Linked DNA regions of Homo sapiens: all the other regions are linked to region 2. Evidence: read pairs that join two places in POLR2A ChIA-PET (ENCODE). Cell type or tissue: Panc1. All regions are shown on one strand. Links, peaks and the distances in the headings refer to the core of each region. The heading gives the core; the rest is flanking DNA.

Region 1 (10,909 bases), core at 4,684-9,683, 61 kb before region 2:
TGTTTACTAAAACACAGGCACTTTTTCATTTATTTAAAGATAGACTCCTCAGCAGATTATCACAGTGTTCAGTGTTGTTCTCTGTAACTGACATTTTTTTTGTGGTGAAATTCTGCCTTCAACCGGGCGCGGTGACTCACGTCTGTAATCCCAGCACTTTGGGAGGCCAAGGCCAGTGGATTACTTGAGGTCAGGAGTTCAAGACCAGCCTGGCAAACATGGTGAAACCCCGTCTCTACTTAAAATACAAAAATTAGCCAGGCGTAATGGCACACACCTGTAATCCCAGCTACTCGGAAGGCTGAGGCAGGAGAATCGCTTGAACCCGGGAGGCCGAGGTTGCAGTGAACCAAGATCAAGCCACTGCACTCCAGCCTAGGGGACAGAGTGAGACTATCTCAAAAAAAAAAAAAAACAAAACTCTTCCTTCTTCATTTTCAAATCCTTAAACATGCGTTTCTTATCAATAAAAGGACTGTTGTAATGGGTACTGCAAGTTCAACACATTTTTGAGAGTGCCTTACTTTTCTAAGTAGTTTCCCAATTTAGGATACGCATTGGGTGTGTTGAGGTTTCTAAACAGCTTTTCATACTGTTGTGTTAATTTACTACAGTTTCACAGTGTCTTTAATTGGCCTTTATGTACAGTTTTTTGATGTGATGCAGAAGTAGGATGAAGTAAATACCATTTCTTTTTTTAATTAGCCCTACTGCCAATAAAGGGAAAATAAGAGATGCTCATCGACGAATTATGCTTTTAAATCATCCTGACAAAGGTAAGTAGTCATTAAATTCTCGTTGATGTTGTTGGTGTGACCAATAGTTATTAATGGGATAATTTTATCTCAAATTCCTGGCTATTAGAAAGGTAACACTTAAATCTGTAAGTCCTGTCTCCTAGGCTGGAGCCATATATTTTTGGTGTCTTAAAAGAAATTAAGTGAAAACTTTACTTACAGAATGAGCAGATGTAAGTGCTACTATTACTATGTTTTGTGGGTTTTTCTGGCCTACATTTATTATAATTAAAACGTTAAATTTCGTAAAACTAAAATGTAATTTTTCCTTATCCATTTTAGATACCTTGAAACGGAGATTACCTAGATAGAAACTTATGGGATTTATTTATTCGTTTGTGATAGACTTCTATGCAGCCTTGGCTGTGTTGAAGGAAAGCAAGAATTTCTTTGAATACCAAAAAATAGACCACAGAATTCATGTTCTAGTGTTTGTATCCTTTTACTTATACAGGAGAGGGCTTTCATTAATAAAAAGGGTTTTGACATTTTAAACAGGGTTATAATTGTTTGATATCTACTTCACAGTATCTTTTATGAAATTTAGCTTGTTTTATATGGAGGGCTTCTGACTCAGTAGGTCGGCAGTGGAGCCCCATAAATATGCATTTATACTAAATTTCCTGTTATTTCTTGCTGGTCTTAGGACCATACTTTGAGAATCACTCCTCCAGCAGATTCGTAGGAAAGCAGCTGTAGATGACATTGTGAAGGGACAGTAGATAACAGGAAAAGAAAAACTGGACAGAAAAAGGATGTAAAGCAAACTGGGATCTTTCCAGTAAACAGCTCAGAAGCCTCTGAGAATATCATGGTATTAAAATAACATGGTATAATTGATGTTCATTTATGACCTGTAATCATGAATAGGCTAACACCAGTTCAAAGGCATATACATATATATCTAATATATATGATAGAAATCCTATTTCTATCAGTTTAAGCTTTCTAAAAAGGTGTTATTTTTGTAGAAATATCTCCCACGTAAATTACTTCATTTCTCATTGGTCACATATATTACCATATATTTGGTCATCCAGTTGCAGTGTCAGGGTTATTTTTTAAAAATTAAAACACTGTTTCTGCTAAATCTCCCTCAGATAAGCATTGGAGTCCTTGAAACAAGAGTAGCTTTTTACCAAGCAGAAATTGAGAATCCATATTGTAACTGTTCTTTTTTCTTTCTTCCTATAGGAGGATCTCCTTATATAGCAGCCAAAATCAATGAAGCTAAAGATTTACTAGAAGGTCAAGCTAAAAAATGAAGTAAATGTATGATGAATTTTAAGTTCGTATTAGTTTATGTATATGAGTACTAAGTTTTTATAATAAAATGCCTCAGAGCTACAATTTTAAAAAATGATTTAGCACAAGCTAAATCTCAAAGCCTTGGTATAATTTTCTTGTTTAAATTTGGGGATTTTAAATCAGATTATAGTTTAGAATATTTGCGTATTAATTATGGGCAAGCACACACCTTCTGAATAGAAATATTGTTCATTACTCATTTAGCAGATAATTTGGGACCTATGTCTACTTTTCAAGGCAAAGTGAAGATGACAGTCCTTGCTCTCAGGGAGCCCCCACTTTAATGGGAGACTGATAAACTGGTAATTAGACTGTGATAAATAGTATGATGGAAATTAGCTTAAGCTGTTTAAGTAGGGACTCTTCTTATTCGGTGGAAAGGCTGTTCCAGGTACAGGCAACTGGCCTGGCAACTTGGATACTTGGAACCTTGTATTTAAAAGTGAATTTAACCACAACTGAGACCTAAGAAATTGACCTAGGGGTGTGTGTGTGTGTGTATTCTATGTACATATAAACCATTTTTATTTCATGCATTAAAAATAGTATGATAAAGATTTCAGAGTACAGGTCTGGTACAATCACAGTTCATTGCAGCCTCAACCTCCTGGGTTTAAGCAGTCCTCCCGCCTCAGCCTCCCAAAGTACTGGGATTACAGGCATGAGTATTTACATTGTATTCAGCTAGCCCCTTAAAGGTAATGACCATTTATAAATTATTCCTTCAGTTGGCTATTTCTTGACATAATCAAACTTCTGCAATTGTTATGATTAAGCTTAAACCCTGTTAGCAAAACTGAAAACTGAAATGTTCTCAATATCAACATATTTAATTTGGACTCTTTAGAATTTATACACTAATAAATTTAAATGATGTTTAAAGGCAAATTACTTACTGTTTGTCTAACATAAAATATATAAGGATCTTAAGAGGACCTGTATAAAACATCTGGTATAAACTAGTATGTATTTCTCAACAGGAGTATTTCTTATGTGTAGCTCTAAGATGATAAATTATACTACCTACCGTCTAAACTTCCTTAAGTCATCATAAGTTTCTTAATTATTGGAGGATACAAGGACTTTTGAGGTTAAAAAAATAGTGGAGGTAATATTTATCTGCCTTATAAAGTAAAGGTATATCTGCTCTTTGTGTTTTCTATCCAATACCCTCGTTTAAAATCTGATGGAGTCTGTTATGATTTAGTGTATGATGAAACACTAGCTTCTAAGGCTTTTATGCAGGATAAATTATTTCCAGGGACAAGGAGACATGAAAGTACAGCTGGTTCTTGTTTGTGGTAATTCTGTTCTTTAAGGTGGCTATGAACACTGAATTAGCAAATAAGGAACAAGTTCCTAAGAGAAATACAGATTCTGTGACCCTTTGGTCACAATATTGTCTGCCAGTCAGTATATAACCTTGATCGACCTGTTTCTGCTTGAAAACATTCTTTAGTATTTCATTAACTTTCAATTAACAGCCAACAGCACTATAACTAACTCATGCTTGGGACATCACGGCCTTCTTTGCATTTGGGAACACTAGGTAGCATGCTTCACTACTACTCTTAGGAACCATCTTAAAACAGCAAAATCACCAACAAAAAGCACAAACATGAAACTTGGCACTAAATAGACCACAAAAAGGATATCTGTTTATGGTGTGAGAGCTTAAACAAGGTAGAGCATTGCCTTGTGCACATAAAGTGGTTTAAATTTTTTGTCACTCTGCAAATACTCACAAATGACCAGAAAAGGATGTTGATTTTGGAGTTACAAATTTTAGTGAGTAGGCAAATTCACAGATAAGGAATTCTACTAATAATGAGGATCAACTGTATTTTGGTTTACTAACCTTTTATTTCAGTCCATTGGACAAATCAAAAAATGTTTCTCTGAACAAGAGCTTTATGAAGAAATAGTTGAGACTTAAAAGAAAATTTTTCAAAGACAGATAGTGATAATATGCCGACAGGCAATGAAGCATTAACTCTAAAAAGGGAAATTTAACTTAATAGGTATAAATACTTTTGAGGGTTCAGTGCAAACAACATACCCGTTTTAAGACAGGTGTTAAGACAATGGAAACCACTTAAAAATACCAAGGAGCACAGCAGAGCACATTTTTTTCTTGCATAGTAATCAGTTTTATTTTCTCCAGGCTTACCTTTTTTAAGTAGAAGAATCCGTGTTTCATTGAAGGCTATTAGGCAAACTGAACATTTAAATGTTATCCATGTGAGGGCTCTAGATCATGTAGGTGATTGATACAAATACGATCCATAAAAAAACTTTTATCTTTTGCTGGTATTTTCTTACAAAATACTTGGATCTGTAACATTTGAGTACTTACAGTGTACTAGCACTGTGCTAAGTATTCTTCCCTTATCTCAGTAGACTAGTTATTATGATGTACATTTTACATGTGAGGAAATGGAAGTTTAGTAAGGTTAAGCAGCCAAGGCAACATGCTGAGAATGGCTGATCTTTCTCAGATCCTGAGTTCCGTTCTCTTAACTTTTTGTACTATGGCCTTCACAATTCTGATAACCTAAGCATGTTTTCCTTGATAGTACTGAGATGTGAGTCTAGTACTTATCTCTACAGATCTAGCTTGGGGCCTTTGTCTTTACTCATTGGTGCTTCCAGATATATTTTAAAGAAGGCGGCATGATTAAACACACTTTGGGAATGAGAGGTAGGTTACAAGTTAAACTTCTGCAGAAGCCAGGTAAACAGAAGCCAGGTAAATCTGAGCCTCGAGGCTTCAGCTTTCTCTGTAAAAGGGAAATATACATGACCAACTTGAAATTGTGAAGATTCTTCCACATTTTATGGCTTGGGAAACAAAAGTCCAGAGCAAATGGTCTTTTTTCTAAGGTCCCACGGCTAGTGAAACTAAAATTAGGTCCTTGGTGTCTTCTCCAATTTGCTGTTCATATTAGTCCTCATTAGAAGTTTGTGGGGAATTCCTATCTATAGCCTTCACATTAGACCTCAATATCAGAGATTTTTGTGAGTCACTTAGCCTCTTCCCTTGCCTTTACTGGCCATCTGGGTTGACATTAGAAATGAGTCCTAAGGTGCTGTATAAAAACTGCTTTGTTGGTAAGAAGTGAGCTATAATGGGTTGTCCTGGAAGTTAACTCTTTCTCCACCTTTAGTTTTAAGCAAGTTCTCCTGCCATCAAGTATTTTCCAAATGATGAGAGTACTTACGGAAACATTTAAATGGAAAACCAATGAGAACTGAGAAAAATTAGGGAACTAGCTTCTTAATATATTGCCACACTGAAAGCTGTATAAATTCAGTATACTGAATATGTATGCCCCCCCGTAAAGAAAACCTAGTATCAGAAATGTCTAAAAATAAAATTTCACGCAGGCATAATGCTTCATTTAAAGGGTTAGAGGGGTTTTAGGTTAGAATGCAGAGTTCTGTTTCAATCATGAGAAATTCTATAAGGCATCTTTCTGTTGACAGTGACCTAAAAAAAAGGTTTTGCAGTTCAGAAGCTTGTAGTAGGTTCACATTGAGTGCACAAGAACCTCCAAACATGTTAAATCTGATGAAAATTTAGAACATGAATCAACAATGTCAAAGAACAGACTAAGCTTAAAAAAACAAAACCCTGTAAATTTTATGTAAACAAAGTAAAAAAAAAATTACAATGTAGAATGCTCTCCTAGGTTTTTGGTTATGTAAAGTATCCTGGAATGAGTAACCTTGAGTACCAGTTAACTTGAATGACCTAAGCTCTGGTTTTAGTTTTTGGACTGCTGTACAGTGTGCTGTTTATCAGCTTAGAGCCAACTACTGCCTTAGCAACAAGATATATATAGGAAGAGCTTCTATCCTGTGTCACCTATTATTCCTGACCCAATAATAGAACAGTCCAATGATATGGGATAATCTGTTATGGTTAACATTTGCTAACACCTTACAGCAGTTTCAGTTAATGAAATTTCAAATATATGTTTACATTTTTCTTTACAACCTGAAGACAGCCAAGTTAGCTGAAAAAGGAAGCCTAGAGGTTGAAATGTAAGCAACCAAGCAACAATTAAGTATAAATTGTTTATCTAGAAAAACTATTGGAAAATATTTTTAATGAAAATGGTCTCTAAAACTAGAAAATTAATATGTACATTTTACAGTTAATCCAATTAAGAGGGTACAAAGGGGTAAAAAAACTTTCCCAAAAAAAAAGAACATCCCAATCACTGAAATACAAAGAAATTCAAGAAGCTAATTAGTAGCATACTTAATAGTGGGGCTGTAAGACTTGTGAAAAATTACTTTGTCCTTGTTTGGAATATCTTATAGATTGCATTCAGCATAGTTGAAAATGTCTGGGATGGATACATATGTAAAACAAACACCACTTAAATTCAGCATACTCCTTATGAGAATACTTGGGCATTTGGTTAGGTGTTGCTCAGGGTCTGACATGTGACTAGACTCAAATTACTACTGGAAGGGCCTTAAAGATACCAACTAGGCCAGCCCTCTCTGGTTGGATAAAATTGAAACCATAGAGAAAAAGTTAATAGAGCTAAAATAGCAGCTTCTAATTCTGTACCATTACCTAAAGCATCTTTTTGAATTATCAAAGGAAGAAATAAGCAAATGGACTGTGGGAAATCATCTTACAAAACTAGAATATAGTTTTTCCAGGGGAATTTTTGTGTACCTTACCTCAGTACTGGAAATAATATTACAGAAGATACAGATGAATCTGAAATGATACACTGATAAACTTTTTAAAAATTTGTAATTAGACTGAACCATAAGAAACTGTTAATAGTTGATCATTTTTGAGCCTTACAAAAGTGGTAATTTCCTACTGTTCAGTGTAATGGACTTAAATCAGTTTTAACACCACTTGCTAACAGTCTGACTTTAGCAGATTGCAGTTACTGCTTTATTGCAAAAGCTCCTGAAATAAAACCCAAATACTATCAGAGATTAACATGGGTTATGAGCAACTACAGTCCATTCAAGTACACGTTCTAATAAAGAACTAAAATTAAAAAAAAAAATAAGGGGCTAGCAAATTCACTATAGCAGACAGATATTCTTAACGAAAAAGCGTAAGGGATCCAAATCGTGTAGCAAAGACAGGAAGACTGAGACAGTAACAAACATCCTTTTCTTTGAGATTTTTTGCCAAAACAGTAGATTCACAGTTCAAATCCAAGTTCCTTGAAACTTTACAGAAGAAAATCCAGGTGTAATTTTCCTTTACTGTAATTCTTAACCACCAATCATCTGTCCCTGGACATAGCCTGTTTTCCATGTTTATCTGTCCTTAGGCAACAGCCCATGAGAACACTAGTTGGTTTGAGCCTCAAAAGCGTAAATCTGTTTGCAGAGGATACAAATGGTGCTGTTTCCCAGTCCAAGATTTAGTTAACATACCAACTTCTATAAGACCCTCCTTAGGTTACAAAACGCTAGACACAGCTAACAGCAGCTACAAAAATACGTGACTTAGCACAACAGCAATGGAACCCAGCATCATCTCAGGTAAGTTTCTGTGAACTCACCAGTTTGATGTGCTGCTTCTAATTCCACATTAAAATACAAGATTATTTCAAAATAAAGATTTGTGTATTCCTATTACACTTTTGCCAATTATTTCTGAAGTGTTACCAGAGACACCATTTTGCACAAGTTGTAGCCCCCTTTAAGGCTTAACAAAGGTGATGCCTAAAGCAAGAATCCTAGGCCTCCCAAAGCTTCAGGAAAAGCAGGTCATTTTTGCCACCATATAATCTCAGCTGTTACTTCATGATTCCGTTCAGGTGTCATATATGAATTCACATATATATGCTGAAACATTGTTGCAACTGCACAAGATCTTCCAGAATACCTTTTTTTCCTTCTCTTTAAAGAGGGTCTCAGTGGCCCAGAACTGAGTTCAAATGATGCTCCCACCTCAGGCTCCTGAGTAGCTAGAACCAAAGACATAAGCTACTGTGCCAGGCTCCAGAATACATCTTTTGCTTAAGTGTCTGTTTAGTGTATAGTGGCAAGTTCTTCCCATAGCAACATCTCACCTAACTAGGATAGCAGCCAAAAAGACGGAACCCTCTCAAATACATTTAAAAGGCTACCTGAATTAATGGCTACCCTTTGGGGAGTGGGGCTCTCTAAAAAAACAAATGCGTATTTATCACAATTCTGCACTACCTATATTTTTTAAAGGACAAGACATTGGGTTTAGTCATTTGTAAAGTAATGAACTTAGTGTGGTTATTGCTAGAATGAAGAATTGGTTCAGCTATACTCACTCTTTTAAGATTTTGTTTCTTCCATTCCCATTGAAACCATCTTTATGGAAAAGGGATGTTTAATATATCTGACTATTCTATGTGGGAGAAAATGAAAAGTCTTTTTTTTTTTTTTTACACCATATTTACCAATTTGGCATTAATTAAAATTCTTCTAATACCTTATAATTTTTAACCCAATTATGTAAGAGAACTGAGACAATTTAACCTGTTGCTAGCTTTGATCGATTTAAAAAAACACATTTGTGGGTAATTTTTTTAAATATCAGGACATGAAATTACTTGATATCTTTATATATAAAGGACAGGAGTTGCACTACTCACACCTTACTTTAAAATTCTGTTACCAAGAACCAATCAGAAGGCCTCAGGAAAAAGCACGTAATACCAGCACATTTTAACCTTAATCAGAATAATTTGAGGGCTAGGGTTATATATACTGAACTGGCACATTGTACATTTTTAACTATACCCTGAATTATCCTTCAGAGCATATAAATTAAAATCACATTTTTATGCACATAAAAAATTAACACAAACTATGCACACAACACTTTTCATATGCCAAGTGATAACAAAGGGCTGTCATTCTTGTTCAGTGGTCCATATAATATTGTGGAACAAAGCCTTCCCCTATGTCTAACAATTACTTGACCTCACAATTAGCTGTACTAACTGTTGTCCATTGTTAAACTTCATGTCTTTATCTTCATAAAAATTAAGCTCTGGCTAAAATATATACATAAAGTTTAATAACTGATTTTTGGTCACTGATATGAGAGCCTTCAAAATAAGTTGAGAATGAATAAAGCAAATCATTGGCCTATTATTTAAAAATTGCTTGTCATCCCTTCTATCCCCCATTGTCTTCCAAAGTTGCCTTTGATTAGAATTTTGTTAGGTTTTTTTGCTAATTATCACATGTATTATTAATTACCTATGCATCTAACAGCCTAAACTTGTGTAAAGATTTCAGATGATTCATTACAAAATGATTAAATGGCCAACTGACATTTTAATGCTATTTATGAGCAAGTATAAATGCTTTTTAAAAAGCAAAGTATACTATCCTAAGCCTATTAATAGCTCCAACTATTTTGCAACAATTGGTGTAAAAAGTAGAAAGTTAAAAAAATTCAGCAAATGGAAGATCAAAGTTTATTTACTACCTGCATACAAAAACATATTGCACATCAAACAACCGAAATAAAAAAAAAAAAAAGGAAAAAAAAAAGATACTCTACTGAAGACTAACATGTAGTTTATACAGAATAAACCTTCTGGAAATTGATCTTTTCAGTAGTTCAGGTTATGTCTGAATGGACATGACTAATTCAGCTTAGTGTTTTAACTAAAGCTATGTTTGATTTTTAAATACTGTACACTTTAATAAATAAACCAAACAAAGCCTCAAGGTAGAACAGTCACTGCCAAGTATCGCCCAGTGTCCCTGCAGATGAGAGTTTAACAAATGTATTCCAGTGGTCTGCAGATTTTCCTCTACATACAGCATTTAAAAAACACATTAAAACAGACCAGTTTCCAGACTAAACTAATGAAGAAATTACAATTCAGTGCAAAATATTTTAGACTGCATTTCATTCTAGTTTTCCTCAGGTGAAGAAGTGGTTGCATATTAAAAATGTAACAAAAGCAGCTAATGCTTTCATAAAGAATATTACGTTAGGGATCCCACCCCACCCACCACCCCCCATCTCTGCCATATTTTGAAAACAAAATAACATTTCCTATAGCCAGCAACTTTTTTTTAATGTTACATATACTATTCTCAAGGCACATCTGATGATATATTTTATAACACAGTAGGTGTCAAAGTATGTTTAACATATGATTTCTTCAGGATCCCTCCCCTTTTTGAATTCCAAATGGAGGAACTGAAAGTGCGATGTAAAGACTGGCGATCCATATTCTATCTTTGGCAAGCTTGTACAAGCACTATTGTAAATGTAATGTAAAAGAACTGTAAACTAGGAACTTCTTCAGTTTATGAAACACCATTCAGGACTGCTGCTTCTTGAGTGTTTTCTTCTTTTAAGGTATTAATCTTTTCTTCTCCTGGAGTACGCTGTAGCTTAGAAATGTCATCGCCAGAAGCACTAGTTGGGCCGTTTATTGCCTTTTCTGAAGGACCATGCTCTTCAATCACATCTTTTGCCTGCCAAAGGGAGACAACTTTTTCAACTTCTTTATAAATGAAATCTATAGCTGAGGAGGAAAACAGCTACATAAACACTAATTAGCTAATTAAAAATTTCAGTTTTATATACCACAATGGATCAAAGTATTAAAACATCTTTAAAATTCAAAACAAATAACAAAGTATTCCACTCTATGGGTCTTTCAACTTTGTATCTCTAGTACCTAGCAGTGCCCAAACCACAGAAAACATCTAAACTAATGAAAACTGTACCTAATTTTAAAACACTGGAAAGCTCACCATGAAAATGACATAAACAGTTAATATTAAACAAATAATCACCTACT
Region 2 (10,909 bases), core at 3,709-8,708:
AGGAGTTTGAGACCAACCTGGCCAACATGGTGAAACCCCGTCTCTACTAAAAATACAAAAATTGGTTGATCTTCCACTAATTTCCCAAATCTATATATGGAAAAACAATCTATTCTGTTGATTCTAAACCCAACTTCCAACTATTCAGACATCTCCACCCATAGTTTACTGACACCTAAAATCAACACGTCCACAGTCAGAATCTCATCTGTTGTCCTGCTCTGCACCCTACACAGCATGATCCATTTAACAGGATTTTCAAAATGAAAGAGAAAACTGAACACAGCAAACAATCTTTTTTAACCAGGATTCTAGGAGAATACAGCCCGATGCAATAAGGCATCCGCTGTGTGTAATGAATTAACTTCTCTCACATATATCTAGAATGGTACTACGACCTATGTGCCATCACCAGAACTGAGAAACTGTGTTTCTGTGCTTTATAGTTCAGATAAGAAACTCGGGCTGAAGGCTGGGCACGACAGCTCACACCTGTAATCCCAGCACTTTGGGAGGTCGAGGCAGGCAGATCACCTGAGGTCAGGAGTTCGAGGCCAACATGGCGAAACCCTATCTCTACTAAAAATGCAAAAATTAGCTCGGCATGGTGGTACACACCTGAAGTCCCAGCTACCTGGGAGCCTGAGGGAGGAGAATCACTTGAACCCGAGAGGCAGAGGTTTCAGTGGGCCAAGACCACGCCACTGCACTCCAGCCTGGGCGACAGAGCAAGACTCTGTCTCAAAAAAAAACAGAAACTCAAGCTGCAAAAGTCTGACTTGTCTCCCAGATCTGGGTGATCATCGTTATCTAGGCAACTTTAAAGTTCTCAAGAAGGATGCCTGAGGGTCTGTAATCCCAACCCACTCAGGAGACTGAGCGGGGAAGATCACTTGAGCCTAGTAGTTCGAGGCCAGCCAGCCTGGGCAACATAGGGAGACAGATCAACAGACCGGTCTCCTGAAACAACAATTTCTCTATTTGCAAAATAAAGGAGGTGAAGATTCTTAAACTGGGGTACTCCCTGACACTCAAAGATGTGCTAGGAGTACTTAAAGCTACTCCCTCCCCACAACTACCATGGTAAATCTTCCTGGAGCTTTTATGATAAGTAAAGTAATTTAAAAGATTCATAATAAAGTTTCTGGACTGTCTACATAGTTAACAGATTATATAAAGGGCTCCTTATCAGGGCAAGGAAAAAAAAAAGCCTCACTAAATGAAGGCACTACAATACAGTGGTTTCACTGTAAGGTCTCAGATCCCACTACTTACTGTGTATAACAAGAGAGGATCCAAGACAGTAATGTAAGGAAAATAAGATCCCTAACTGGCCTTATTTGCCAAAAAGCAAATCACAATGTTCCCTTCTCGAGATCTCTGTATGGTATTCCCAGGACACCCCAGACTCTTTGGAGTAATTCTCAGGAGGGTCTATCAATCTGGAATGGGATCCAGCCCTCCAGGATGCTGAGCATCAACCTCTCATCCCAATCCTAGAAGTGAGGGAGATACAGCTAAGGAGAGACACACATGCAAGAAAAACAACTTTCAAACAGAGATGATTAATACATGGCACTAGCATAACTGCCTATACATACAAATATGCAAAAATATTAACGTACTATTTAAATGTAAAAATAAAACTCCAAAGTAACCTAAGAAATTGTATGTATAATCTGGGCACAGACTGTCTTAACCAGGACTGGAAACCCAGAAGCCTTAATGGAAAAAAAAAATTATGTTAAAAACTAAAATCTCACTATGACCAGCAATATAAGAAAAGAAGTTAAAAGGATGGGGAGGCAGGGCACAGTGTGGCTCACACCTGTAATCCCAGCACTTTGGGAGGCCGAGGCAGGAAGATCACTTGAGTCCAGGAGTTGGAGGCCAGCCTGGGCAACATAACAAGACCTATCTCTACAGAAAATTTTTTTAAATTAGCTGGGCATGGTGGCACATGTCTGTAGTCTCAGATACTCCAGAGGCTGAGGCAGGAGGATCGCTTGAACCTGGAAGGTCAAGACTGCAATGAGCCATGATCCTATCACTGCACTGCAACCTGGGTGACACAGTATTATTTATTTTGAGATCCTATCTCAAAATTAATAACCTAAATAAATAGGTGGGAGAGTGGACACTCTTACATCAGGTCAGAGGCTTAATATCCATAATACAGAAAGATTTTCAAAACTGACAAAGGACACCCCAACAAAAAAATGGGCAAAAGACAGGCAATTCTTAGAAAAACAAAATCAAATGGCAAACAAAGGCAAGTCTTAAAAGAACAAGTTCAAATGGCAAACAACATTAAAATTCACAACTGGGATCAAGTTCCAATGAGATATCCCTTTACATCCAACAGACTGGCAAAAATTAAAGATCATAAAGCCAACTTCTGGCCCAGATAAAAAGAAAAAGCTGCCATTTATTATTGATGGAGAACACAGGAAGCATCAGAAGCCTTTTTGGAAAGCAATCTTTCAACATTTATTACAGTTTTTTGTTTTTTTAAAGGTTCCCTTTCACCAAGCTATCCCATTCTTTGATATCTATCCAATGGAAATAGTTATGTGGAGCGACAAAAAACTGAAAACAAAGTGTATGTCTATTAACTGGGGAATGGCTGAATTTAATACATTGTTATGATTATATAACCTTAAAAAATAAATCATACTCCACATGAAAATAGTTAAGATGTGGATGATCCTATTTTTATACAGTAATACTGAAAAACCCTATACTTGTAACTGAATGCGTACCTATATACAATTCTACGAGCATAGTGAAATATATGGAACCACGTATATGTGCTACAAACAAAGGTTACCTAATATGGAGGCGGAGGTGAGAGACCCAGGTGGTGAAGAGCAACCAGGGGAAAAAAAAATACAACAGACTAAGTTTTTATATCATACTTACGTGTGTGTAAAATTATACACGTGTCTATGTAAACGTATACTTTTAAGAATTAGAATATATCTTATTGTCAGCCAACACGTTTTCCATACAGCACGTATGTGCATCACCACTCCCCACTTCTAATTTTTCCATCTCTAGGGATCTCAAATTTATAAGATATAAACTTATAAGATGCTTACCACAACTAAAAGATCTAAGTTGTAATTTGATTCCAACAAGTACCAAATAGTCAAGGCTGCTACTGCAATCAAAAAAATGTCTTAACTTCAAACAATATACTTTTTAAAAAGATCTACGCAACTAAATCTACAAAGTAAAATTATTCCAAATCACTAGATACTTGTTCCACAAATTCAAAAAGTCTGCAAATTTACCAATTACATTATACATTACAATAATTATTACAAGTTTTTTTTTTTTTTTTTAGATGGAGTTTCTGTTGCCCAGGCTGGAGTGCAGTGGCGTGATCTTGGCTCACTGCAACCTCCACACACACCCCCACCCTGGGTTCAAGGGATTCTCCTGCCTCAGCCTCCAGAATAGCTGGGATTACAGGCACCAGCCACCATGCCCTGCTAATTTTTGTGTTTTTAGTGGAGATGGTTTCACCATGTTGGCCGGGCTGGTCTCGAACTCCTGCCCTCAAGTGATCCACCCGCCTCAGCCTCCCAAAGTGCTGGGATTACAGTCAAGAGCCAGCACGCCCAGCCAATTATGGAGTAAGCTCTAATAAGAAAAAAAAATTATTCAAGGCAAGCATTCAGCATTCATTAGTATTGAGCATGTAACTGTTCTGAGTTTGAAAAAAGAAAAAGGACAATGAGGATGTGAAGATTTCTTTAAGAATACACAAGTGTCTACTACTACTGTTTACATACCAGTAATGTTCTTGGCTTGTTAGGTTCACCCATTTGTATGTATTATCTAACAGTTCTCTTTGAAATGGAATAAGTTAACAGTTCCAAATGGCCACCCAAAACTATTCTGGGCCGGGCATGGTGGCTCACACCTGTAATCCTAGCACTTTGGGAGGCTGAGGCAGGCAGATCACCTGAGATCAGGAGCTCAAGGTCAGCCTAGTCAACACGGCAAATCGCCATCTCTACTAAAAATACAAAATTAGCCGGGCGTGGTGGTGCATGGCTGTAATCTCAGCTACAATAATTACTGAGGCACAAGAATCGCCTGAACCTAAGAGGCAGAGGTTGCAGTGAGCCAAGATTGTGCCACTGCACTCCAACCTGGGCAACAGAGCTAGACTCAAAAAAAAAAAAAAAAAAGAACAAAACTATTCTGACTTTCTCGTTGCAGAGTTTAAGTTCTATACAGTTCCCTCTATGCATGCATAAAGTTTTGTGACAATATCTGAACTTGACCAAGATCAAAACATAACTTCTTTAAAAAAATCATTTAAATTCAGTTTGAACCAAAATCAGAAATGATGAAGTTAGCAGTTACTAAGATTACACATCATTCAACAAATATACACTGAGGGCTTACTATGAACTAAGTACATATATCAACAAAATTTAAGACTTGAAAATAACCTGAAAAACTGTAAAAACAAAAAGGTTACATGAAAAGGGAACCAAAAACAGCTACCTATGATTAATTATGTAGATTAAGAAAGGAATTCAGGAGCCTCTGAGGCTCCTGATCTGAAGAAATCTCAACACGGGAGCGCATCCCTTTGCCAACAATAATAAACTTCATCAGCTATTTTACTAATGGAGACCTCTGTTCATCTTCCCAAAATAGACAGCAAAAAACGCTGAAGATAGAGAATGGCAGGCAAGTTAAATACACTGATAGCATAAATTATCTTGATTAAAAGAAGGAGGTAGTGGCTCATGCCTGTAATCCCAGCACTTTGGGAGGCTGAGGCAGGAAGATCATAAGGTCAGCAGTTTGGGACCAGCCTGGCCAATATGGTGAAACCCCATCTCTAATACAAAAATCAGCCGGGCGTGGTGGCTGGCACCTTTAGTCCCAGCTATTCAGGAGGCTGAGACGGGAGAATTGCTTGAACCCGGGAGGCAGAGGTTGCAGTGAGCTGAGATTGCGCCACTGCACTCCAGTCTGGGCAACAGAGCAAGACTCCATCTCAAAATAAAACAAAATGCATGAAAAGAAATAGATAATATTAATTTCAATATTATTTAACCTAATATACCTAAAATATTATCCAACATGTAATCAATGTAAAAAATTATTGGCCCGGCGCAGTGGCTCACGCCTGTAATCCCAGCACTTTGGGAGGCTGAGCCAGGTGGAACATTTGAGGTTAGGAGTTCGAAACCAGCCGGCCAACATGGTGAAACCCTGTCTCTACTAAAAATACAAAAATTGCCTGGGCGTGGAGGCACACAGCTATAATCCCAGCTACTCGGGTGGCTCAGGCATGAGAATCACGTGAACCCAGGAGGCGGAAGTTGCAATGACCCGAGATAGTGCCACTGCACTCCAGCCTGGGCAACAGAGCAAGACTCTGGCTCAAAAAAAAAAAAAACAAAAATAAAAAAAAAATAAAATTTAGGTGTTTCACATTTTTTTTTAATTCTAAGGCTTTGAAACCCAATTTGTATTTTACATTTAAAGCATGTCTCAATTCAGACTAGTACATTTCAGCTCCATGGCTGGTGGCTACTATATTAGAAAGCAGATTTGTCTAAAGCAAAGGCATAGCTCAAATCATTTCTCTGGGAACCTCCCAATTTATTCCTCATAATTCTCCTCATATTAGTAACAATTCAAAATTAGTAATAATGTGGCAAAACATTTGTACTTCAAAAAATATTGCACCATAATGGTTAAAGAAATTGGTTCTGTGGTGTCAAACTTTAGAGTCTGAATCTTGAATCAGCATCTAACTTTACAGACCTGGATTCACTTAGCCTCAGTATTCTCAAATAGTGGAGTTATCTACTTCACTGTGGTTGAAAGGATTAAATGGGAAATTCGAGTAAGGCACCTACAAAGTCTGGTAAGTAGTCTGGGTACTCAATGAAAATTAGTTACAGTTGCTAGAGGTAGATGGGACTGCCATCAACAGAAACTAGCAAAGATTTCACAACTTATAAATAGGTTAAAGGAAATACAACTGCTTCATACTGCATATGAAAAAACCAAGGTGTTTACCTGGATGATCCTGCCAGTTAAAAACTATTACAAGAATTAGGGGTCAATCATGGAATGAATGCATATTGCTCTTCCCACTACAAAAAAGCTAATTTGACAACCTTAAACACTGTGATAGAGAACTTATCCAGAGTGATAATCCAGCAAAGTATCTGCCCTTTTCCTCCTAATGAAAATGTAAGCTCACTATCCTAAAAGTTACTTTGAAAAATCCCTAATGCTGGCCAGACTCAGTGGTTCATGCCTGTAATCCCAGCACTCTGGGAGGCCCAGATGGGAGTATTGCTTGAGACCAGGAGTTTGAGACCAGCCTGATCTAAATAGCAAGACCCCATCTCTACTAAAAAATAAAAATTAAAAAAATAAAACCAACCTCACAGAGTTCTTGGGAAAAGAAAATCAGGAAATACATATAGAAGCTTAATACATAATCTAGTAAAGAACAGGCTCTCATCTTAAACTATTATCTTACAGAAGGCACACAAATATCTGACATAGAAAATAACAGGTACATAAAAGTAAAAATACGGAAAAATAATGTTTTCTGGAAGTATTTAAAGCCAGGGCCTTGACAGTATCTCTCTAGATAGGTAAGATGTGCTTTTCTGCTTTCATATTTTTCGTAATTATGTGTTGCTCTTCTAATACAAAACACAAAACTTTACAAGAAATATATGCATTTAAATTGACTTTTTTTTTTTTTTTTTTTTTTGGAGACAGAGTCTCACTCTGTCACCCAGGCTGGAGTGCAATGGCATGATCTCGGCTCACTGCAACCTCTGCCTCCCCGGTTCAAGCGATTCTCCCACCTCAGCTTCCCAAGTAGCTGGGACTACAGGCGCGTGCCACCACACCTGGCTAATTTTTGTATTTTTAGTAGAGACGGGGTTTCTCTATGTTGGCCAGGCTGGTCTCGAACTCCTGACCTCGTGATCCACGCACCTCAGCCCCACAAAGTGCTGGGATTACAGGCATGAGCCACGGCGCCCGGCCTAAGTTGACTTTTTAATAACTGTGATCACCATCAGCAAGATAGAGTAGAAAATCCCAGCCTTCCTTCCCCTCCACGTTTTGCAACTATCTGTGAATGAAAATAAAAGCTGTTGTGATCATTTATTTTGACATCCAGTTAAATCTTCATTACTTAGCATTTTAATGAAAATTATCTTTTTAAATATGCAAAACAACCATTTTAAATTATCTGGAACTATGTATTTTTAAATTAACAGGGTGGCCTAATATTAAGACAATTATCGTTTTTTCAATTACAAATCTCCACAATGAAACCAACTAACAAGATTCTGTACTAACCTTGAAAAGTCAGCATACCCTCTGAACGCAACTTTTTACTATAATTCTATTGGTCATCATTATTAATATATCTATGCATAATTTAGATTACGCTCAAATTCCACTTAATATTAAATCAAGCTAAACAGGGAATTATAGAAATATAGTACTTTGAGATTTGTTTTGTAGACAGTTACACGGTGGAAGCAGACAGCTCTAAAAGTAATTAACTCTGGCCAGGCGCGGTGGCTCACGCCTGTATTCCCAGCACCTTGGGACGCCGAGGCGGACAGATGGAGGCCATCCTGGAGATCGAGAACATCCTGGCCAACATGGTGAAACTCCGTCTCTACTAAAAATACAAAAAATTAGCTGGGCGTGGTGGTGCGTCCCTGAAATACCAGCTACTCAGGAGGCTGAGGCAGGAGAATCGCTTGAACCACTGAGTCAGAGGTTGCAGCCAGCCAAGATTGCACCACTGCACTCCAGCCTGGTGACAGAGCAAGACTCCGTCTCAAGAAAACAAAAAAATGTAACTCTACCTTCTGCAGAAAGTGACTGAAATCTCAGAGCTTACAGGTTCCCTTCGAACATCATGGAAACTTTCCTATGAGCCAGAAACTGAGTGACTTACTTCCAACTTCTATTTAAAATTATACTCATGGTCGGGCGTGGTGGCTCACACCTGTAATCCCAGCACTTTGGGAGGCCGAGGAGGGCGATCATTTGACGTCAGGAGTTCGAGGCCAGCCTGGCCTACACAGTAAAACCCCGTCTCTACTAAAAATACAAAAATTAGCCGGCCATGTTAGCACATGCCTGTTGTCCCAGCTACCTGGGAGGCTGAGGCAGGAGAATCACTTGAACCTGGGAGGTGGAGGTTGCAGTGAGCCGAGATCGCACCACTGCGCTCCCACCACTGTGCTCCCACCCGGGCAAAAGAGCAAGATTCTGTCTCAAAAAATAAAAATAAAATGAAATTATACTCAGCCCAAGGCCATACAAATTGCAATGCTATTACAAAGACTAATATATATTTATACATCAGTTAAAAAGCACTTTAATGATGCAAATGAGCCGGAGGTTTCTGTGGGGTAATGGAACGTTCTGAAGGAAGACTGTGGCGGTGGTTACACAACTCTGTAAATACACTGTCATTCAACTGTACACTTAAAAAAGGTTGTTTTATAGAATATACATTCTACCTCATTAAAACTTTCTTTTTCAAGACACCTTAAATGTCCAGTAGTATAAAACCTAAGATGCTACTTTAGGTATGAGAAGTACAAAAGTACAAAGCCTATAATGTTATTTTATATAACAGCATAGCCCACCAACAAATGCTTAATTAACATCTTCCCATTCTCTCTCATCCCCGCAGATTTATAGGGCTACGAACATGCACAAATCAAGTTTCTAATATCTCTAACTATAGAGCCACTGTTAAATGCAGAACAATGTATTTAGCATGCCACCATTTGTGTACATACTATTTTTTAAAGGCTACCCTAATTTTAGGTAAAATATTCAGATCTTCAGCGTTTCACTGGTTCCAATTAATTTGTGAAATGAAGTTTCAGTTCTACTACAAAAACTTTAATCAAAGTCTACAGAGTACTGCCTCAAGGCATGATAACTGACTTTGAAACTCATCAATGGCAATTCACACTTACGGCCAAATGTGTGTCTTCTGCCTATACGGGGTAAGAGGAGGGGAAAAAAGGGAAATTCAGATCACCTGTACATTGAAAAACCACCAAAAAAAACCAAAGAAATACACTAAAATGTTAACAGCTCTCATCTCAAGGCAACTTCTAGTTTTTGCTGAGTTCCAAAATTACCTCAGTGACCATGTATTATCTTCTAAATTGGAAAAAAACTAATTAAAATTAAATTGCTTCTACGCTAAATGGAAGCCGGACTCAAAACACTACACAATATAGTGTACGATTCTATATACGTAACGTTCTGAATAAGAAAAACTATGGGGACAGAAAACACTCTAGAAGCTGGGGTTGAGGAATGGTTGACTGAAAAGGGCATGACGGAAATTTGGGGGCTATGAATCTTGATAAATGCTGACACCACCACAGTTAAAGTGACAGTTAATCTTGATAATTGTCAGCATTTATCAAGATTCATAACCGTACACCAAAAAAGGCTTATTTTACTGTATGTAAATTAACATTAACTTTTACATTCTAATGAATAAAAAGCAATAAACTTCTGTGCAATAAGCCAATGGTTTTCAAGTCAGCAGTTTAATAGGATAAAAATATACTGGGGATCACAGAACTACTTCAAGCCCCTCATGTTAGACAGAGAGATTTGTTCAGGGGTCCATTGTTAGATAATGGTAAGGTGAAGTACAGACCTAGAATTCTCATCTGTTTACTTCAAATCCAGGACTCTTTTCCACTCCGCCATTCTCATTCTTCCAGAGTTCTGAAGACCACAGTTTCCACAAAGTGCATATGCAAGTGGATTATGGCTGGACATAAAATTCCAAATGTTCAAGCGTACATGATTTCAGTGCACACACAGGTGGCTAGTGTCCTTTCCAACCTTTGTCAAAGTACCAACTCACTTTGTGAGGCAAAATGAGTAATGGAGTCAAAGTCTAAGTAGAAACAAGCAGTAGATTGTAGATATGTATAGAGATCAATTATAAATACTTCAGAGTTCCAAAATGGGGACATTTGATTCATTGTGAATTGACTGGAAAAAAAAAATACCGTGAGAAACCAAAGTAAGACTGCAAACAATCTTTACTAAAATTACCTTCACCTTATTAAAAAAAGGAAAAAATATCTTGCATAGCAGGCTATTGACAAATATACTTTGCTAAAAATAGTTGTCTACCACATGCATGATGCAGAACCATGAAATAAAGCAAAATAATCACTTTATTTTTTCCAATATGCAAGAAAAAATGCATACCTCCCTTATACAAGAACTACAGGGCCAAATAGTGAGAATTTAAAACTTTTCGGGAAAGGGGTGGGGGGTGATGCAAAACGACTTATCTACAATTGATAGGAAAAACATAGATAAGTCTATTCTTTTCGCCGTCTTACCCAGCGAACTGTATCTGCAGTAGTCCAGGGAAAGCAACCACCAGGTTTCAATAACAACAAAAGTCAATTAACTATGTACTCAAATTTCACCTAGGTCATTGGTCTGACATCAAGTCTTAAACCGAGAACGTCAATGTTAACTACTCACGCATTAACATAAAGTCTCATTTCCAACAGGCACTGTTCCTACTTTAAGTTTACCACCTAAGGAGATTTAAACTTGCAAAAAGCTTAGGGGGATCCTTTATACGCTGTGATTCCCCATTATGCTGGTACCACGTGACAGTTAAACCAAATCCACAGAGCTAATCAGTAAACTAAGAAAAGAAAATCAAAATGCTGAAAATAGAAAATCGTGGCCAAATAAAATAAAAACCCATAGGATAAAAGGTACGCTGAAATGAAAACCTGTGAGAATTCACTTTGCATACGCACAATACTCATGTATTAGAAGAAGGCCCTTCATAAAAATAGCCAAGACT
Region 3 (10,909 bases), core at 3,506-8,505, 500 kb before region 2:
AATTCCATCTGAGTCTGATTTTTTTTTTTACCTGAGCTTCAGACTTGTAGATATATACCTGCTGCATGGTTTGAATGTGTCTGCCCCCTCCAAATCTCATGTTGAAATGTGACCTCTAATATTGGAGGTGGGGCCCAGTGGAGGTATTGAATCATAGGAACACATCCTAATGAATGGCTTTGTGTCATCCCCTTGGTAATGAATGAGTTGTCACTCTGAGTTCATGCAAAATCTGGTTGTTCAAAGAGTGTGGCACTTCCCCCCTCACTCTCTTGCCATGTGACATTTCCTGCTCTCCTTTTGCCTTTCACCATGATTGTACACTTCCTGAGACCCTCACCAGAAGCAGATGCTGGAGCCATGCTTACATAGCCTGCAGAACCAGGAACCAATGAAAACTCTTTCCTTCATAAATTACCCAGTATCAGGTATTCCTTTATAGCAATGCACAACGGTCTAACACACCTGCCAAGTGGAAATTGATACTAGTTTATCCGAAACATCTCTCAATACAACATGCCTAAATCTGAACTGTTCTCCCCAAACTATTCAATCTCCTCTCTTCCCTGATCAAATGAATGGGAACACTACCAAGCCAGAAACTTGGGCTCTGCTGCCCACCCCCCTACCCGAGTCTATTGCCAAATCTTGTAAACGCTATGTTCTAAATCTCCCTCCAGTCATATGCTTCCTTCCATCCCTACTGCTAAAGTTTTGGTTCAGACCACTCTCATCTCTTACCTAGATTACAGCGTCACTGTCTTTTACCAAGCTTCTCTGCCTCTTGTCCTATTTACTCCATCATCCACATGACAGCCACTATGATGGTTCTTAGGTGTAAATCTGATCATGCTTTTTTCAGCTGTTCACTGGTTCTCCAATGTGCTCATGAGGCTCTGGATAATTTCACTTCTGCTCACTTCCCCAGCCTAATCTCTCTGACTGACCCTGATCCTAATAGTTCAGCCATTCAGCCACATTGAATTTTTCTTGCACATTCTTCTCTTTGCCATTCTCCCAGACATTGACATTCTAGTCCTTTTTTGTAAAAAGAAAGTTTATTCCCTGAATAAGTCTTTGTTTCTCTTTCTCTATCCATTTAGACAGTACTTCCTCCTGGAAGTCTTTCTGACTTCCTCCCTCAGTGCCTCATCTCAGGCGTAGGCATCTTTTCTCTGTGCCTGAATAGTCCCCATATTGCCAAGACATGTCACCTTGAAATGCAGTTGTGTATTTACTAGTCTACAGCCCCACCAGACACTGCTATATGAGGAAAAAGATTTGCCTATTACAGTTCACCATTGTGTCTTGATTAGTTAATGGAGAGCCTGCAACAAAGTAGGTACTTACCAAATAGTTGTTGAAGGAATAAATAAGCTTGGTGGTTAAACCTATTTTTTAAAGATTTATATTGTAAAGTTAAATTTTTTAGTGGAATGTACTCAGTAAAAGTAGACCAACAAACAAACCCTCTGATTCAGTCAACTTTGGTTCTAAGGAACACTCACTCTCAAGCCTGAAGATTTGTATTTATTGATCATAAATTAAAAACAGTGCTAATGTGGTTTGTGATATCTTCCTGAGAATTCTAATTACAGGTCAATAGGCCCATTAGAAACCATCAGGAGTGTTGAGACCATCCTGGCTAACATGGTGAAACCCTGTCTTTACTCAAAATACAAAAAATTAGTTGGGTGAGGTGGCGGGCACCTGTAGTCCCAGCTACTCGGGAGGCTGAGGCAGGAGAATGGCGTGAACCTGGGAGGTGGAGCTTGCAGTGAGCCGAGATCGAGCCACTGCACTCCAGCCTGGGTGTCACAGCGAGACTCCGTCTCAAAAAAAAAAAAAAAAAAAAGGAAAAAAAGAAACCATCAGGAGTGAGTAGTGCAGAAAAAGGCACAGAGGGGACCAAGCATTCCATAGGGCCATGCATGGCTGAAGCTTCTATTTCTATGAATATGTTTTGGCTTCCTTAATCCCTCACCACCAATTTCACCATTGTGTCTTCACTTTTATAGCAGATTTACGATGTCATGTAGACTCAGCCTCTTCTCTTCGTAACATCCTGCTCAAACCTCCTGTATCCTAACACCGGAGCTTAAAATGTAGTTCAGCTTTATGATAGGTGGAGTGGCAGGGTCTTGGGTATGTTCAACTTGAGATTGCTGAGGATTGTGCTGTCTAATTTGGGTGGTGCTAGCCATATGGAACTATGGTGAACTTGAAATACGACTAGTGGGACAGAGAAACTGAGTTTATTAATTTAAATTTAAATTTAAGAACTAGATTTAATGTAAAAACTTCTAAATATCTTTGAAATAACTTGGATGTGTGTTCATTTGTTCAACTGTAAATTTTATGTAATCGAAACCAACTCTTCCTAATCAAAACTCAGCTCCCAAATTGAGATGTGCTAAAAGTATAGAATATATGCCATATTTTGAAGCCTTAGTAAGAAAAAAAAAAGTATAATACCTTATTAAATTGTTTATGTTGGGTACATGTTAAAATGTTACTATTCTTGGATATACAGGGTTAAAGAAAGTATATTATCAAAATTAATGGTATCTGTTTCTTTTTACCTTTTTTAATGCCACTACTAAAATATTTTAAGTTACACATGTGGCTCTCACATTTCTTTTGGATTACATTGGCTTAAGGGCCAGGCAGGACCTAAGGTGAACTAGGGGCCTTTAACCCTTCCTGCTTTATCACTTTGGAAAATTAACAAGACTAAAATTATTTACAACTCTACAACATTAGCTAACATTTATTGAATACCTACTAAGTGCCAGACACTGCTCTAAATTCTTTACAGGCAAACAATTTTCATAACAACTCTTTGATGGTATGATTTTTATTCTCATTTTAAAGATGAAGAAATGAGGCATAGAGTTGAAGAAGTTTGTAATTGGTAGAGCCAGGATTTAAACCCAGATATATCTGATTTAGTAGTATTCACAACCAGTGAAACAGAAAAATTATATTTGAAATATGCTACTTAGTACAAGAAACTGGGGTGGTACTTTTGTGAGCTCTACTTAAGGAGTCATTAATGCATTATACAACATTTATGGTCACTGAATGAGTGAGTCTGCTGGTTGATCTACCTAATACCAAAAAATAATGAAGCTTGCTCTTCATATGCACGAATAAATACAGAGCTCTGTTTGTCAGGTATTGTTAAAATCTGACAAACACTAAGTGAACTCATGGAGCTATTTTAAATAATAATCAGGATTATTTGTTTGTTGCAAACACAAAATGCCAAGAAATCCTAACTTCCTTGTGGATGAAGTGAAATTAATTTTCTTTACAATCAACTTGTCCGCAAAATATTTTACACTAACATGCTTTTAGTATCTGTATATTTGAATGTACTTCCTCTCATTCATAAATTCATTCATTCATCTTGAATTATTAACTGAGTGTCAATATGTTGTAAGGACTGGGTAGGAAATTGTCATACGAACAATCTAAGAAGGGAATTTGTGCCTGGAGAAAAAGATAGTGTAAATGGGGATTTATGGTTCTATATACCCAGTCTTCCTGTGAATTATACAAAGTTTTTAACTGTATTGTTACAAATTTTTAAAGGCTGCATTTGTAAAATATGTCGTTTTTATTTTCTTAAAGTTTATGTTTGGATGACATTAATACTCAAAACACACATTCTCAGTATTGGTTGGACATTTTAAAATTGGCATAACAGAGGATTCAACACTCGGTCTCAGCTGTTCTGGAAACAAGGCAGCTGCTGAGTGAAAACGGATGCCAGGAAGAACCATGCTGAGGATAAAGCAAGGACATTGTGGGAAGCACAACTTTATAATAACTTGAGGCATTCCATCTAATGACATTATAATTTAGCTCTCACTTATCAGGTAGTGCACCAGACAGCTCCAACTATCATTTGTCTAGCATCCATTAAGTATTGTCTTCCTTATAATAGTTAGCTTTGTGTGTTGGACAATAATGAGGTGAGGGGAACCATCAAAGGCATATGAGAAATAAACCTTAATGACAACAAACAATTTGTCAGACATTCTTTTCCTCCAGCTTTAACATTTGGGTGCCATATAGTGAATTAAATGATCTAACCCATCTCATTCATCACTTGAACCACAGAACAAATGGTTAAAGTCAAGCTTCTCTGGAAGATTACCTGACAGGTGATATATGAAGCCATCGAGGAATTGTATGATGAAGGGACATTAAAGATGACAACTGATGTGTCAGGCTTCTAGGCCAGTTACTTTCATTTTGTAACAGGAGCACATACATTCCTGGCTAAATGGTGCAGGCTAACTTAACTAAGTTTGACTTGATATAGACTGTGGACTTATATCCACAGTTTTAAGGGACGACAGCACAAATACGTAGAACATAATTACTGATGTCACTTTCTGTAACATTTATTCATTTCATGAATGCTTACTGAGTATTAACTTTAGGTCAGCACTATTCAAGGGGCAAGATTTTTCTTTTGGAGACTGAGAAAGTTAATAGGTCCTGTTCTGGATCACTAAGCAAGGAAGCAGCAGACCAGGGGCTCAGGCAGAGTTCTTCTGACTACAAGTTTGGTAATGAGAATGGCGGAGCATGCTGCTTCTCAGCACCCAGTGATAAGTAGTAACTTCCATAATACTTCCACCACCTCCTCCCACAGTGAAAGCTGCTCCAGCATAGCAAGACCTGGCTGAATTTGTCTACGTAGATAGAGAATTTGACATAAAGTAACCTGAATCTGAGCTGTAAATCTGACGTTTAATTCTCTTTCAAGTTGAAGAAAGAACAGAGAAGGCAGAGTAGATGGGTAAATTGCTTTGGGCATTTTACAAAAGTGAAGATTCCAAGCTTTGATTTTCTAGGTTCAATTCTGCAGATTAAACTAACTTAGTGCTACTATTAGACTCATTGGGTTGCTTGCCTGTCTTCCTTCCTCTTTCCCTTCCTTCCTTCCTTCCTTTCCTTTCCTTCTTTCCTTTCTTCCCTCCCTCCCTTCTTTCCTTTCTCTTTCTTTCTTTCCTTCCTTCCTTCCTTCTCTTTCCTTGGTTTTGAAATGGAATGTCCCTCCATCACCCATGCTGGAGTTCAGTGGTGCCATTTTGGCTCACTGCAACCTCTGCCTCCTGGGTTCAAGTGATTCTCCTGCCTCAGCCTCCTGAGTAGCTTGGATTACAGGTGTGCACTACCACACCCAGCTAACTTCTGTATTTTTAGTAGAGAGAGGGTTTCACCGTGTTGGCCAGGCTGGTTTCAAACTCCTGACCTCAAGTGATTCGCCCACCTCGGCCTCCAAAGTGCTGGGATTACAGGCATGAGCCACCATGCCCAGATGCTTTTGTATTTAAATATTTGCTTCCAGATTTGGGGATATACAAAGAGCCTATGTGATGCCAAGGAATAAGTATCTTCCTGCAAAGGAGCAAAGCTCAAGACCTAAAGTAGACCAAGTAGACAATAAAAAGGTGGAGGGAAATGAGTGTTTCATTAATATCTACTGGTTTAGATTTTGTGCTAGTCCCTTTTACATAATTTTATCTACCACAAAAATTCTATGGAGTTTTATTTTCTTCATTTTACTAAAGAAAAAACTGAGGTTTAGTAAGTTTAACTAATTTGCCCTAAGTCACCAGCTAGTAAGTGGTAGAGCTGAGGGTAAAACACAAATTCACTTAAAATCAAAGCTTATTTCACACAGCACACTGCCTCATGCCTACGATTTGTCTCTAAGTTTGCTACCTCATCAATTACCTTGCAGGTAGATGGAAACAGAGCTTCTTATCTCTCACTCAAGCCCTTCTCTTCCTGGGTTTTTTGTTTTTTTTTTTTTCTAATCACAATGAGGTTGTGGCTGTTGGTCTCTCAAGCTAACACTCTTGGAATAATGTTTAACTCTTTACATCCTTTAGTTGAAAATACTTCCCAGTCCTTCCTATGTGCTACGTTTCATATGAAGAGAACCCCCTTCTTTTTAGACTGGCTTTAGGGTACGCAGATCTAACTAATCATAATTTTAAAAAGATTATTTAGAAGTTATCTTATATACAGAGATTACCAACTTTTAAAGGATTAGAACACTATTAAATGTACTCTGTTCTATAAGTGTAGTTTATACCATGTAATCTTTCATATCTGTTTGCTGAAATGCTGGCCACCATTTAAGGATACCTCACCTGCCATTTCTTCTGAAAGGTTTTCCTTGATTTTGCTGTAGATCTTTAGGTCCTCCCTTCTCTTATGGCACATGTCACTGTATTCATATTTGCAGAACATGAACTAGATGCCAGACACACTATGGTGAGTGAAATATCATCATTGTCCTCATGAAGCTTAAAATCTTGCAAGGAGGAGAGACACTAACCCCATAACCATACAACTAGTAAAGGCATAATTCCAGTGATAACCGTCATGAAAGAAAAAACCCCAGCTATTATGCATTGTGTGGAGAAAAATAAAAATGCAATAAGTGATTATGCATTTTTTTCTGTTTATATTACTCTAGGTAATGTATTCCCCTCTCTAACCCAACATATTTCTCATACTTAACTATGATATGCAAAGAACCCAACTTGCAAAAGGAAAATTTATCTTTCTTAAAAGTTTACTATGCTTCTATATTGGTGAAGCAAAGATGTTTGGGGAAAAAAACCTGTAAAAAATGCTGATTTCATTGAGACCATGAAACCTCTCTGATCCTCAGGCCGAGAAATCACTTAAGGATCTACAGTTTAAATGAATTCTCAAATAATAGAATGTTAAATTGAGGAAAATCCTTAGAATTTATGAATCCATAAGGTTCTGACTTTCAGCTTTTACAAGGCAGTACAACTTTTATGGGGGAAGATGGAGGGTTGCCAGGTTTTAATTTTGCCATGTGATGTTGTTGCATAAAACCCATCATCCATTTGCCCGTGATTTCATAAATGAGAAGACATTTGAAAAGCAAAAACAAAAAAAAGGTAGAAAAACATAATCTTAGTATAAAGAACAGCCTTTCTTAAGGAAGGACTGGTATAACTTTATAGCAATATAGATCTAGCTACAAATATAAAACAGATTAAAATGTTAAAGCTACATAAATATTGTCTTTATTTTCCTCATTTCATCTTAGACTGGTTAAAACCTGGAGGTTTGAGAAACCCCTGATCTTCTCCATACTCTTCACAAGGGCAATGGCTGGCCAAGATTACAAATTAGTGACTGTTGAGGCTGGAATCTGTACCGAGGTCATGGGAACCCCCTGCACTGCCCCTTCTAATCACCCTCCTGCTTGGACCCTGGGAGTATGACAAAGAGTCAGGTAGGAGGAAGGTGAATTCTGCCGCACATGTAGGATGAGTGTGACTCTGGGGCCAGGGAGATAGGTAGAGGGAATGGAATAAAAATGGGAGAAATATTCTGAGGAAAGATGGATATATTTTTGGTTACTGTTCTCCTCTTTCTACCCCTTTCCCCTCCCCACATCAACAATGTATAGGAAAAAGGATTGTGCAAACTATTCACAACAGTAAATCCATCAATCAAGTAAAGCTTGACCACAATTCTATTTATCTTCTCCTTTTTACAGATAAGACAACTGAGGCTGAAGATCACACAACCAGTAAATGGAACAGCCAGAAATCAAATGTTATATATTGGCCCTGAAGTGGGGATAAAGCAGCTAAAAGAAAGTGTACTTTACATTAAATTTTAAGGTATCCAAAAGCAAATCAATAAGCCATACTCTAGTTACATTAAGATATTTTCACAAGTGCTAGGTTAAGTAATATAAAATTACCATTTTTGTAGGTCAAAAGTAATGGAATATCATGCTTGTATATGGTTTGATCTAATATATATCATTATCAGGTTCTACTAATACAGAGTTTTCTGCCTTTACTTAACCATCACAATAAACTAAGGACTTCCAAGCTAGTAAGAATAATGACACAGATAATAATTAGAAAAGTATTCATAACATTATCAACAAACACTTCTACCATTTTTTGAACAACTACTTCTATGTATATTTTCACTGTAGTAAAAAATCCCTAACAAAAAATTTATCATCTTAATCATTTTAAGTGTACAGTTCAGTAGTGCTAAGTATATTTACATTACTGTGAAACAGATCTCTAGAACATTTTATCTTGCAAATTTGAAACTCTGTACTCCTTAAACAAGAAGAACCCCATGAGAGACCATGTGGCTGGTGGTGTCAGATTATAGGCTTTTTCAAGAGAAGTCAATCTGGAATTTTGTGTAAAATTTTCCAAGCTTTAATGTTAGCTTTAAAATAGCTTTATCGAGATATAATTCAAATGCCATAAATCTATCCATTTAAAGTGTACATTTTAACAGTTTTTAATCACCCCCAAAGGAGACCTTGTACCATTAAGCAGTCACTCCTCATTCCCCCCTCCTCCCAGATGCTAGTAACCACCATTCTGTTTCCTGTTGCTATGAATTGACTACTTAAGTGCCAGTAGCCTATCATTTTTGAGTATGTAAATCTGCAAGGTGCATTACACACTTTAATCCTAACAAAACTACAAATTAAGTGCTATTATTCTTACTTTATAGTCTAGAAAATGAAAAAGTTTTAGTAGATACAAAGTTACATCTGAAAGTAATTAATTGCTACGTATTTTCATATCTGTTATATTCAAGTTAGATATGAATGAGAATAATTTCTTCTATAGAAAAGATTTTTCATATATTGGATTATTGTTAAGTAGTAGTGGTGTTGGTGGATTCCCAAACATCCAAATAATGGAGTTCAATAAATACTGGTTGAATGACTAAGTGAATGGTGTGATAGAATACCTTCTTAAATAAAAGAGGCCCAAGACAATATGAAGGAGAAATAGAAGAAGAAATTGAAGGAGAATATGCAAAAGCTCATGGTAACACTCTCCAGGTAGAGAAAGTTTTTGCCTGGTTCTTCTATCAGCAGCACAAAATTACAGAGACCACATACTATGAGCCACACTGTATTAAAAAAATAGATACACTTCTTGTATAAACACAAGATATCCAAAGAAATTGGAAGAAAAAAGGACTTAATTGTAAGAAAAACAACATTCTATTCTGGAATACTACTGACAAATTTAATTGAATCCTGGAGGAAATAGGATATTTTAAAATAGGTTAAAATGTTAAATAGAACATTAAGTAGTGGATTATAGTTAGCACATAAACAAGTAAGAGAAACTGAGTATGGAAGAATAAGTGAAGCTCTTGTCAGCACTTACAAAAGGATGGACAATCGCTGGTTAGAGAAAAACACAAGCTTTGTGCTCACACTTCAACTTTTTTTTTTTTTAACAAAAAGACAAAGTTGGAGAAAACAGTTGTACTAGAGACTTGATCATTCATAATATGAATGAAACAGAGTTGAAGTAATGAGTGGCAAATATTTGTATGAAAGAGCATCCTTATTTTTATATTATCCAAATGGGATTTACTTTGAAATTAAGGTCTCCTTTTACTTTCTAAATTTAAAGAAAAATTACATAATAATCTTCCTTGAATAAATAAATGTAATAAAAAGTGAACTTATGAAAAGGATGGTTGCATATAAAATATATATTTATATTTACATCCCTACACTAGTAAGATGACTTTTAAAAAATAAATAAATACAATAACTTTAGATTTCTAAAGAATAACAAAAATTACATGCATTTTCATCTATAAATAAACACCTTTCTTGCCACTTTTCTTTTTACATTAAAACTCCCCCGACAAAAAACTTTTCTTCCAATGCACAAAACTTTTCAGAAACTTAATATATCTAGGTTCCAATATACCTAGTTTTTTAAAAGATATTTTGCTTAAACTGAAGTTTGAAAGCAACTGGATTTTTGCTATGTGGTATCTGTGGAAATGCAAATGTCCAAATCTGATTTCAATGAGCTTTGACCTTCTGAGATTTGTCAGCCACCCAGATGTCAAATCTTTCTTTTTCCTTTTTGAAAAAGAAATTTATTCAATTCAATTCGATGCAAATTATTCTGTCATCTTTCAAGGACAAAAGACTGAACGAATTATGGATCTTAATTTTGACCTATCCAAATTACTTTTAACTACCCAAACTAATGTCCTAGAAAACATGGAGAACCACAGAATTTCTGTGCTTGGTGAACTGTTGAAGATAATCGAATCAATTCCCTTTTTTTTTTCACAGAGAAAGAAGCTAGATGGCTTCCCTAGATGTGACATAGTCAGAATTGTAGGCAAAATCCAGACACAGCTTTCTACTAACAACCTAAGGCCCAAATTGTTAACTTACTCATGCTCTTGTCCAGATCCTAGACAATACAAGGTCCCAACTGAATAAATTCAATGGCACTATTTTTTGAGAAAGAAAATGCCAGAATATTGATGTGAAATAACAGTGATTTCTATACCTTAAAACATCATCATACATAAAAGGGGACTGCCAGCCTCTCTGTGTTGACACAGTGGTAAGAGCACTGGAGTGCTTCATCCCAAACTTAAAGCTGGCTGAATCATTTAATTTCTCTGCATCTCAGTCTGCAAAATGGCAATAATATACCTTCCACGTAGCTGAGAAGATAGAACCAGATAAGTGGTGTAAAGGGACTCTAAGAAGACAACACTGCATGACACAGGCCCAGCCATAATTTATGCACAGACCTGCTTTGGTAGGTATGCCCTACTTGCACCAACAATAAAGGACCTTGAGACACAGATTAAGGGACCATCTAGCACAAACCCAAGAAAACCCAGAAAAAAATAAAAAGCAAACCCACTATGAGGCATAGAATAAAAGGAAGAAACATACCCTGGCATATTTGATGCTAAGAAGAAATAAGGTCATTTTGAAATTACAGGTACCTGTGTTACCCTTCTCCCCACCCCCCATACTCTTTTCTAACACATTTTGGGGAGCTATGGA

Evidence for each region. Peaks named below come from ENCODE experiments on the same cell type or tissue, not always from the same donor. Only the 100,000 strongest peaks of a DNase experiment are listed, where the experiment ranks them.
Region 1: POLR2A ChIA-PET joins it to region 2 with 7 read pairs; 18 of 35 experiments call an interaction of 5 or more read pairs at or near these places.
Region 3: POLR2A ChIA-PET joins it to region 2 with 9 read pairs; 2 of 35 experiments call an interaction of 5 or more read pairs at or near these places.

The regions. Positions count from the first base shown.
Region 1 is chr3:180,975,793-180,986,701 of GRCh38, reverse strand. It overlaps FXR1 (FMR1 autosomal homolog 1), which reads right to left. Exons shown (of 17, transcript NM_005087.4): 17 at 3,949-10,580. The coding sequence ends at 10,410. DNAJC19 (DnaJ heat shock protein family (Hsp40) member C19) reads left to right here. Exons shown (of 6, transcript NM_145261.4): 5 at 706-776; 6 at 1,992-2,993. The coding sequence ends at 2,062. Among named protein-coding and RNA genes, the nearest start is that of DNAJC19, 8.5 kb to the left of the region's middle. In Panc1, for the core only: no CTCF peak of the experiment used is centred there; no DNase peak of the experiment used is centred there.
Region 2 is chr3:180,913,811-180,924,719 of GRCh38, reverse strand. The region is part of intron 1 of FXR1 (FMR1 autosomal homolog 1); the gene reads right to left. Among named protein-coding and RNA genes, the nearest start is that of FXR1, 6.6 kb to the right of the region's middle. RefSeq lists an enhancer at 167-667. In Panc1, for the core only: no CTCF peak of the experiment used is centred there; no DNase peak of the experiment used is centred there; H3K27ac peaks cover 364 bases.
Region 3 is chr3:181,418,125-181,429,033 of GRCh38, reverse strand. The region is part of intron 3 of SOX2-OT (SOX2 overlapping transcript); the gene reads right to left. LOC102724604 (a long non-coding RNA gene) reads left to right here. Exons shown (of 5, transcript NR_125407.1): 4 at 7,118-7,306; 5 at 7,574-7,871. Among named protein-coding and RNA genes, the nearest start is that of SOX2, 290 kb to the left of the region's middle. In Panc1, for the core only: no CTCF peak of the experiment used is centred there; no DNase peak of the experiment used is centred there.